Linked DNA regions of Homo sapiens: region 2 is linked to region 1. Evidence: read pairs that join two places in POLR2A ChIA-PET (ENCODE). Cell type or tissue: CD4-positive, alpha-beta T cell. All regions are shown on one strand. Links, peaks and the distances in the headings refer to the core of each region. The heading gives the core; the rest is flanking DNA.

Region 1 (5,370 bases), core at 289-5,288:
CTTACGTGGAACTTGTAACTTCCTAAAATAAAGTTGTGTAGCCAAACAGGATGGCTCATGCCTATAATCCCAACACTTTGAGAGGCCGAGATGGGTGGATGGCTTGAGTCCAGGAGTTCAAGACCAGGCTGGGCAACATTGTGAAATCCTTGTCTGCAAAAAATACACAAATAAGCCAGGTGTGGTGGCATGCGCCTGTAGTCCCAGCTACTCGGGAGACTGAGGTGGGAGGATTGCTTGAACCCAGAGGTTGAGGCTGCAGTGAGCTGTGATTGTGCCACTGCACTCTAGCCTGGGTGACAGAGCGAGACCCTGTCTCAAAAAAATTAATTAATTAATGAAAGTTGTGTAGATTTTGCCAGATGTAGGGTTGTGTCTGAGCACACTCATGTTCTTGGTCCTTGAAACACTGGTGCCTGAAGGATTCATGTAGCTGCGGAGGTGGTAAACTGAATGAATAAAACTGCTGGTCTTTGACCATGCAAAATAGGTGTAAAGTAGGCTTGGGGGGATCTCAGTCAGAAGACCCTGACTTTACGGCTGCAGAGAGGATGCCTCTGTCCCCCAGCTCCAGGGCAGACAAAATCTGAGGGTCTAAGATCTTCAGTGGCAAAAGGGGCATCTGGTTTTTTGACCCTCTCCCTGATCTTGCTTTTAAACAAGTTCCAAAATATTTTGTCTGCAAAACAAACTATGCTGCATAAGGAATAATTCGTGGCCCTAATTCATCCATTAGAGACCACACTTGACTCCCCAAGGGCTTCTTAATATCCCTGGTTTCCAACTCATGTGAGTCAATGCAGGGGGTGACCAGAGCACATCTCTGTTTATTTTCAAGTATGCAAAGGATATATACACATATCATTGTTGAAAGTCAATTTTTTTTTTTTTTTTTTTTGGAGATAGAGTCTTGCTCTGTCGCCCGGGCTGGAGTGCAGTGGCACGATCTCGGCTCACTGCAAGCTCCGCTTCCTGGCTTCACCCCATTCTCCTGCCTCAACCTCCCAAGTAGCTGGGACTACAGGCACCCGCCACCACGCCCGGCTAATTTTTTGTATTTTTTAGTAGAGACGGGGTTTCACCGTGTTAGCCAGGATGGTCTTGATCTCCTGACCTCGTGATCCGCCTGCCTCGCCCTTCCAAAGTGCTGGGATTACAGGTGTGAGCCACCGCGCCCGGCCCGAAAATCAAACTGTTTTAAAGCTGAAGGCCCCCCCATCCCATCCTCTACCCTCCAATCCTAAGGCCCTCCTTAACATTATGAAGGTTGAGCAAGTGTGGCTCAAATCTCTCCCTCCTTCCCCCTCTTTCTCCTTCTCTTCCTTCCTCACTCCCTCCCTTCTTTCTCTCTTTCCTTCTTTCTCTCCTTCCTTCCTTTTCTCTTTCCTTCCCTTTTTTCCTCCTTCCTTCATTCTTTCCCTTTTTTCTTCTTTAGAATAGTGCTGCTGTGATCACCCTTAGGTGCCTCCAGTTCTAAGCTTTCTGATTACTTCTTCCCCCGAGGTCCTCCAGCTCAGCATCTGCCCTTAAAGGAAACCTAAATAAACATGTGTTGTTGCATTCTGAATAGCCTCTGGTTGATCAGGAGCTTAGACTAAGGATTGAATAGTAAACGGTGGATCCAAGTGATTGTGAGAATACCACTTGGCAGAATGTGATGTCTGGATTGGACATGGAGTGCATAGGAAAGGACCCGCACCTCCCTGGGCATATGAGTGTTTCTGGTTGACGCTGTGCAGCTGCCGCATAACAATGCTGGAATTATCCTTTATTCAGGGCCTGATTGAGTGGGGGCGTGGCCACCCCTTTATTGCCTTATTTTTTAATGTATATCATTCTCTATTTACACATTGATAATTTTTTCCTACAGGGTAAAAAAAAAATGCACCAGATGCAGCACTTTTGTGTAAGTATAGACACATCAGGGCTCTTTGTTAAGGATAAGAAACAATCGCTTCCACTTCAGGCTCTAATGTTATCATAGCCAACTGCCAGAGCCGCTCTGTAATTACGTCTCCTGAGTGGAAAGCTCTCAAAATGCCACTTGGTCTAAGAGTTTGAAGCTGGGCTTGCCTCTCCACTTTGGCCAAGATGACTAAAGCATCACATATTTTTAAAGCAACTTTTAAGAAATGAGGTATAGTGAGTGATGACTAGCCAGCTTCTCGCTGCTCACACTGTAGCATTTTACACACATTTTCCCAGGGAGCCCCCAGGAACTTGGTGTCCAGGGATATTTTCCCCATGTTGGGGTGAAGGGGCTCACACAATGTCACCTGCACACGGGCCTCACAGTTCCAGATCTGGGCTTGTCCACTCTCCCAGCTGCCTGCCTGGGAGGAAGGCAGGTAAAGTTAAGGGCAGTGCCAAGGTTTAGGAAATATTGTCTGCCTTTGGACCAAATGTAATTTCAATTTAAAGTAACCTAGAAAATGTTTTGCAAAAAATGTGTTTTCAGAAAGCAGAATTACACTCAGTATCCCTTCTTTTTTTGGTTTCTCAACCACATCTTTCATTAGAGAGATTTAGGACAGCTAAGTAGAAATTAAATTTTCCATATGTAAACAGACATGGAGACAGCTGGCTTTCACTGGGCAATAGTTCCCGGCTGGGAATCTCCAATGAACAACTTCGATTCTTGTATTTTTAAACAGGTTGGCTTTCCTCCCAAATGCAAATATAATGTTCTACGTAGAAATTTATATGTTACTGAGAAGCATCAAGAAGCAAATGAAAATTCCCGGAAGCTCACCACCCAGAGACGGTCACTCTCAGGGTTTCACACAGCCTCTCTGCCAGGAGCTTTCATTTCCTTGGGTCTTGTCTATTGTTAGGTCACATGTTGAGTAGGATTTGTCTTGGAGCCTGAACGCTGACAAAGGTGCACCACCCTTGGACCCCATCCAAAGCCACACAGGAATGACTACTCTGGTCCCACCCACTTCCTGCCCTAGCTAGTGTGGTATTTTTGTGGCTTTCCCCTGTCTTGTCAGAAGAATGAGAGTAACTCAACATGGGCACTTTGTCCAATCCTTGGGTCTCAAGGGTTCTGGGAAGGATCCAAGAGCTGTGGTTCTCGGTTCCCAAAAGCAGGCAGGTGATTGGAGAAGCAGCCGGGCTCTGAGTCCTGTGCCCGTGTGGCCCAAGTGACTGGCTGTGACCCTAATAAGTGAGCAGAAGGGCAGGGGCCGGGGTCACCTTGCACAGGAAGTGGCAGCCATGAGGGTCTCTGCAGGCCAGAGCTGCTCCTTCCTCAGGGGCCATCTCCCAAGGATTCTTGTGTCCTAGGAGCCGCTCAGCAAATGGTTGTTGACTGACTGAGTGACCGCACTTTGGCCTCTCTGAACCTCAGTGTCCTGGTCATTGAATGGGACTCTTACTTCCAAGCTCTTTACTCCCCTGAGCCCTGGCCTCCTGGTTCCCCTTTGTCCTGCACCTTGGGCTGTGTCCTAGAGACCAGCCACCTCAGCTGCATCTTGCTAGGCTCTGAGTATCGTGGCCTTGACATTTCCTCCACCTCTCTGAACCACAGCTTTGTCTTCTGGAAAAGGAGAAATTAGAGGATGCTTGGAGCATCGTTGCCTGCATTCATGGAACTCACGGTCTGCCTGGAGAGTGATGGCGATATGGTGTCTATGTGTCCGAGAGCCAGCTGCACCCAGAGGGAAGCTCTAAAGCTGGTGTGGTCAGGTGGCCAAGGAGCAGAGGGAACAGACGTGAGAGGCAAGGCCCGTGAGGGTAGGGAGAGGTGCTCCCAATCATTGTAGAGGCCAGGAATGAGGCTGGGAGGCTGCAAGGGCCAGGTTCCAGCCGGGCCAACTCTGAGATGACGCTGAGGATTCCAGCTTTACTGTGAGTCACTTGTAGGCTCACTGCTTCTCTTAAGAGGCAAGGGATGGCCAGGCACGGTGGCTCACACCTGTAATCCCAGCACTTTGGGAGGCTGAGGTGGGCGGATCACCTGAGGTCAGGAGTTCGAGACCAGCCTGACCAACATGGAGAAACCCCATCTCTACTAAAAAAATACAAAATTAGCCAGGCATGGTGGTGCATGCCTGTAATCCCAGCTACCCGGGAGGCTGAGGCAGCCTGGGCAAAGAGAGCAAAACTCCCTCTCAAAAATAAAAATAAAAATAAATAGAGCCAAGGGATGCCACTAGCTAGTTGTTTAATTAAACTTTTTATTTTGAAATGACTGTATAGACACATAAGAGATAATGCAGAGATACTGTGGGCCTTTACCCGGGATTTCCCAGTGGTAACAGCTTGCAAAACGATATAGGACCATATCATAGCTCGGACCTTGACACTGGTACAGTCAAGACACAGAGCAGCACCAGCACAGGGAGCCTCCTGTGGCCCTTTGATGTCCACCTGCTCCCTGCCTGCCCCTGACAGCAGCCAATCTGTTCTCTGTTTCTACAATTTTGTCATTTTGAGAATGTTATATAAACGGAGTCATATAGCATGTAATCTTTTGAAATTATCTTTCTTCCACCAGCATAATCCCTTGGGATTCCTCTAAGGGAATTCATGCAGGGGAATCATCACACATCTAGGCTGCTGTGTGTGTCAATAGTGTTTCCTTGTTATTGCTGAGTGCTGTTGTGTGGCATGGATGTACCACAGTTAATGTGTAAATGACAACATAGTTTTCATTTCCATGTCTGCATGTTCATTGCCAGTATATACAAATTAAAGTGATTTTTGTGACTTGATTTTGTATCCCTGACCTTGCTAAATTCACATACTAGTTCTGGGAGTTTTGTTTGTTTGTTTGTTTGTTTGTTTTCGCTTCTTGGCATTTTCTTTGTAGACAGTCATGTCATTTGCAAACATGGACAATTTTATTTCTTCCTTTCTGCTCAGCATGCATTTTCGTTTCTGTTCTTGTTTTATTGCACTGGCTAGAACCTTCTCCACTGTGTTGAATAAGAGTGGTGACAGCAGGCATCCTTGCCTTGTTCTCACTTTGGGGGACTATTATGGGCCTGACTATGTCCCTGCAAAATACATGTTGAAGCCCTAATCCCCAGTACCTCCGAATGTAACTGTGTTGGAGACAGGGCCTTTAAAGAGGTAACAAAGTTAAAATGAGGTGCTGAGAGTGGGTGCTGATCTGTCATGACTGGTGTCCAAAAAGAAGAGCTGAGGACTCACAGAGGGACAACCACGTGAGGACACAAGGATATGATGGCTGCCTACAAGCCAGGGAGAGAGGCCTCAGGAGAAACCAACCCTGCCAACACCTTGATCTCAGAGTTCCAGCCTCCTGGAATGTGAGAAAGTAAATTTTTGACTTTTCAGCCACCTAGCCAGTGGGACTTTGTTATAATAACCAGGATAAACTAAGACACTGCCTTCCAGAGT
Region 2 (5,370 bases), core at 67-5,066, 190 kb after region 1:
GCACTTTAGGAAGCCAAGGCGGGCAGATTACCTGAGGTCAGGAATTTGAGACCAGCCTGACCAACATGGTAAAACCCATCTCTACTAAAAATACAAAATTAGCCGGGCGTGTTGGTGCATGTCTGTAATCCCAGCTACTCAGGAGGCTGGGGTAGGAGAATCGCTTGAACCTGGAGGTTGAGGTTGCAGTGAGCTGAGATTGTGCCATTGCACTCCAGCCTGGGCAACGAGAGTGAAACTCCATCTCAAAAAAAAAAAAAAAAAAAAAAATTAGCTGGGCGTGGTGGCGGGCGCTGGTAGTCCCAGCTACTTGGGAGGCTGAGGCAGTAAAATTGTTTGAACCTGGGAGGCAGAGGTTGCAGTGGGCCAAGAACTCACCATTGCACTCCAGCCTGGATGACAGAGGAAGACTCCATCTCAAGAAAAAAAAATATATATGTATAGAAAAGAAAAGAAAGACTGTCTATGGGACTATTGGTTGGATTTCAACAGCAGTCACTGCTGAGCACACTGTAGCCCAGGTGGGGTGTGCATGATCTCATTATGGTGTTGTTGTGTCCTTTCTACAGACGGGGAAACTGGGGCTCTGAGAGCTGAGATTCAAACCCAGATTGCCTGAGTCCACACTGCACCCTCTGCCTACTGTGGCTGGGTGCCAGGAGCTACCTCGCAGCCAAGCCAAAGCCCTTTCCTGTCCTGCCTAGGGAATCTCAGCCCACCTCAGGCCCAAGGCTACCCGTAGCTTCCTTGGGGGAGACCTCTGTGAATGTCACAAGAGCCTGCAGTGGGGTGGGGGCTTCAGGCTCAGGCTGTGGAAGCCTCCTGTCCCCACTCCCTCCCTGTCCTGTGGCAGGGAGGGGACAGGGGTCAGCCTGCGACTTCTGAGCATGAGCTCACACCAGTAGAACACCATCACTCCCGGCCTAGAGGGAGTTGTCTGGTCCTGTTTCTGGTTGGGCCTGCGGTTTTCAAACTTGGACATGCATCAGAACTCTGTGAGAACACAGCTCACTGGGACCAGCCCAGAGGGGCTGATGCTGCTGGCCCAGGAACCCTACTCCAAGCCACCGGGCACAGCTGTCCCTGCAAGTTCTGAGGCAGGGATGTGGGCCAAGCTGAGGATTGACGCAGGGGCACAGGTAGGGGAGAGCCTGCTTCTGAGAAGCTGCCCCCTGTAAGTCTGGGGCCCAGTGCCTCCCACAAGCCCTCCCACTGTCCCTCAGCATGAGGCAGGTGTCCCTCCACTGTGGAAAAGTCAGGAGTCATCAGTGTGGCATGTTGGAAACAAACATACTATAAACATACCATTTTTAGTTATTTTCCTTGCATAAATCCGTGAAGGGACGAGGCCTAAAGAGGACTCCGTCCCAAGCCCGAGAGAGTCAGCCCACATGTTTTCATGCTGGTTGGGATCATTGTGTTCAGGCTGGGGATGTCCTCACTGGGTCAAGTAGAGGGTTGGTGAGCACATTCAGGCCAGCAGGTAAGCGAGTGTCGCCTTCATTTTGGTCAAGGATATGTCATCAGGGGCCAGGTGTGGTGGCTCACACCTGTAATCCCAGCACTTTGGGAGGCCAAGGCAGGCGGATCACTTGAGGTCAGGAGTTCGAGACCAGCCTGGCCAACATGACAACACCCCATGTCTACTGAAAATACAAAAATTAGCTAGCGTGGTGGTGCATGCCTGTAATCCCAGCTACTCGGGAGGCTGAGGCACGAGAATTGCCTGAACCAGGGGTTGGAGGTTGCAGCGGGTGGAAATTTTGCCACTGCACTCCAGCCTGGGTGACAGAGTGAGACCCTGTCTCAAAGAAAAAAAAAAAAAGATACATCATCTGGGACAATAACCTTGAAAAGCAGGGGTCCCAGACGACCTTATTTGCAGAGAATGCGACTGCAGACGGCAAGCAGGGGGGCATGCCCTTCGCTCTCTGTCCTCTGCTCTTTGCCCCGGCCACTGTCGGCCTCATCTGAAGGCCACCTGTGCCTCACGGTCTGAAAACGCTGGTTTCCACAGCTGCTTCTCCTTCCAAATTTCCCTGGAGTCTTGCTTTGGTGGCGAACCTCTGGTTCTATTCCTTCCTTTTAACTGAAGCCTATAGGAAAAATTTGGAAGTTGAAATATGCCAGTCCAAGGAAGGTGGACGTGGAGTTCTGAGGGTGGGGGTGCTGCCAGGGAAGTGGCACTGTGCAGGGGACCGCCCCTGGGACCCCCTGGTTCCTGTCAAGAGCAGGTAGGGGCTGGGCGCGGTGGCTCACGCCTATAATCCCAGCACTTTGGGAGGTCAAGGAGAGTGGATCACCTAAGGTCAGGAGTTCAAGACCAGCTGACCAACATGGTGAAACCCCGTCTCTACTAAAAATACAAAAATTAGCTGGGCGTGGTGGCAGGCGCCTATAATCCCAGGTATTCAGGAGGCTGAGGCAGGAGAATAGCTTGAACCCAGGAGGCAGAGGTTGCAGTGAGCTGAGATCGCACCACTGCACTCCAGCCTGGGCGACAGAGCGAGACTCTGTCTACACACACACACACACACACACAGACACACACACACACACAGATCAGGTAGGATGTGAGGTGTGTCCTCATGGCCGGACATGGGGTGGGTGGGGCCAAACAACCACAGGGACTCGTCCTGTGGCCACTGCTGCTCAGGAAGTGGATCCCAAGGAGCAGAGTCGCCAGACCCCTCAGTTCCCAGCTCCACATTTAAGGCAGGTCTGGCCATGAGCCAGGCCTCTGCATGTGACCTGGGGCCTCACTGTGGCATGGCTGCCTGTCCCACCTGTGGATGTTGCCTGTGCTGTGTAGAAGCCACATAGCCTCCGGGGCGGCTCCCCAGAATGCCACATTTCCTGTCTCTGGCTCTGATGGCGTCTAGGCTGGCAGGGGTCCCGGCCCCAGCAGTACTGTTGCCGGGCAGAGCTCAGGGCCACGTGCAGTTGGGTCTGGCTGAGAGCATCTCATGGGTTTATGAGAACCCTTCCAGCACAAAGGGGCATTTATCAGGCAGGGATGGCATGTCTTGGTCTGAACACAGGAAACACAGAAATAGCCTTTCACAGAGTGCCAGCAGGGCTGGGCTCGCCTGCTGTGGAGGGTGTCGGCTTTCCAACTCCTTCTCCAAGCTGTGCGACCCGTCCATGTTCCCCTGTGAGTTGTTCTGTCCCAGACAGGGCATTCCCTGAGAACGCTCCTGCTGCAACTGGAGGGAGAGAGGCAGGGAGGGGAAAGGGGAAGACTTGCAGGGAGAAGGAAGAAGGGAGACAGATGGAGACAGACAGAAGGAGGGATGGAAGAAATGAGAGAGAGAGAGGGAGGGAGATGGAAACATAGATTGTCTCCACTGTGACACCCTGCCTCCATGGTTCTCCATGATGGGAATGGAATTCATGTCTCACCTGGCAGCAAGGGTCTCCACAATATGACTTCACCTTCTTTCTCTTAGTAAGGCGAGAGCAGACAGGCAGACACTCCAGGAAGTAACTGATGTGTCCCTGAAAATGCCTGTCTTTCCCAGCTTGTACAACTTTGCTTGTGTTATTTCTTCTGCCTATAATGACTCTCAAAATATCCAGATTGCAAAAGAATTAAGCCCCTTTTGATACCTATAAATAATTTCTATCATTGTAATATACTAAAAACCAATGATAGTAAGGTTTTGGAGAGGTAAAAAGCAGTCTCGTTGCCAGTACAGAGATTGAAGATTCAAAGGCTTCACTAATTAGGATGTGTTTTTCTCTCACATGAAAAAAGCCTGGATATAGGCAATCTAAGGCCAGCATGGTACCCCCGTAATTTTTTTTTTTTTGAGATGGAGTTTCACTCAGGCTGGAGTGCAATGGTGCAATCTCAGCTCACTGCAACCTCTGCCCCCGGGTTCAAGTGATTCTCCTTTCTCAGCCTCCCAGGTAGTTGGGATTACAGGTGCCTGCTGCCCCACCCAGCTATTTTTTTTTTTTTTGTATTTTTAGTAAAGACAGGTTTCCATCATGTTGGCCAGGTTGGTCTCGACCTCCTGACCTCAAGTGATCCAGCCACCTTGGCCTCCCATAGTGCTGGGATTACAGGCCTGAGCCACCGTGCCTGGCCTGTTTCTTTTTTTTTTTTTTTTTTTGAGACGGAGTCTCACTCTGTCGCCCAGTCTGGAGTGCAGTGGTGTGATCTTGGCTCACTGTAAGCTCCGCCTTCCGGGTTCACACCATTCTCCTGCCTCAGCCTCCTGAGTAGCTGGGACTACAGGTGCCCGCCACCACACCCAGCTAATTTTTTGTATTTTTTAGTAGAGAACGGGGTTTCACCGTATTAGCCAGAATGGTCTCGATCCCCTGACCTCATGATCCACCCGCCTCGACCTCCCAAAGTGCTGGGATTACAGGCGTGAGCCACCATGCCCAGCCGTGTGGCCTGTTTCTTTTGTTTCTGTTTTTGTGTTTTGAGACAGAGTCTTGCTCTGTCTCCCAGGCTGGAGTGCAGTGGGGCAATCTCGGCTCACTGCAACCTCTGCCTCCTGGGTTCAAGCAATTCTCTTGCTTCAGCCTCCTGAGTAGCTGGGATTACAGGTGCCCACTACCATGCCTGGCTAATTTTTGTATTTTTAGTAGACGGGGTTTCACCCTGTGGGTGAGGCTGGTCTCGAACTCCTGACCTCAAGTGATTTGCCCTCCTTGGCCACCCAAAGTGCTGGGATTACAGGCGTGAGCCACCATGCTTGGCCCCCATAATGTTACTGGGGATCTTTCTTTTCTGCTTTGCAAAGTGTATAAATTCCATCCTCAAAGTAGCCTCATGGTCCATGAGGGCTGCTGGCTAGCCAACCATCACAGCAGGAAGCAGATGTTGGGAGCACAGCAGGGCTCATTTCCAGTTGTCCCCTCTTATGGAGCTTTCCAGATGACCCACTCAATTAATTCTTCTTACATTTCATTGCTACCACTATTTACAAGGTAGGCTAGGTACAGTGTCCCTCAGAATAAAATCAGAGCTCATTTCCTGCGGAACACAGCTGGGTTATCTGCATTGTCTGCCTCAGGCCAGCACCTGTAAATACAGCTGGTGGAGAGGGGCAGTGGCTGATTCTTCTGGGTGGCAAATTTTAAAATATATGCCAAGAGTGATTCAAATATTCATTTCCTCTCATGTAGTCTCAAGTGTGTGACTTTATGTTTGGGAAACCCAAAGAAAGGTGGAGAAGCACATGCATGAAGATATCCATTGCCCCCTGATTGTTAAGCATGACAAGTCAGAAACAACTGAAATTTCCAACAGTGGGAAAAACACAAGCATGCTATGTTCTGAAATTCACTTGGTGGAATGTTCCGTCAGTCACTGTGATATGGTTTGGCTGTGTCCCCACCCAAATCTCATCT

The links. Peaks named below come from ENCODE experiments on the same cell type or tissue, not always from the same donor. Only the 100,000 strongest peaks of a DNase experiment are listed, where the experiment ranks them.
Region 2: POLR2A ChIA-PET joins it to region 1 with 6 read pairs; 6 of 35 experiments call an interaction of 5 or more read pairs at or near these places.

Annotation. Positions count from the first base shown.
Region 1 is chr9:92,951,356-92,956,725 of GRCh38, forward strand. The region is part of intron 1 of FGD3 (FYVE, RhoGEF and PH domain containing 3); the gene reads left to right. Among named protein-coding and RNA genes, the nearest start is that of FGD3, 6.5 kb to the left of the region's middle. RefSeq lists an enhancer at 2,725-2,824. In CD4-positive, alpha-beta T cell, for the core only: no CTCF peak of the experiment used is centred there; a DNase peak (open chromatin) is centred at 2,926; H3K4me3 peaks cover 1,739 bases; H3K27ac peaks cover 4,155 bases.
Region 2 is chr9:93,141,341-93,146,710 of GRCh38, forward strand. The region is part of intron 1 of LOC124902212 (a long non-coding RNA gene); the gene reads left to right. Among named protein-coding and RNA genes, the nearest start is that of NINJ1, 9.8 kb to the left of the region's middle. RefSeq lists enhancers at 1,612-2,484, 2,485-3,357, 2,945-3,084 and a silencer at 5,107-5,370. In CD4-positive, alpha-beta T cell, for the core only: no CTCF peak of the experiment used is centred there; a DNase peak (open chromatin) is centred at 2,831; H3K27ac peaks cover 2,707 bases.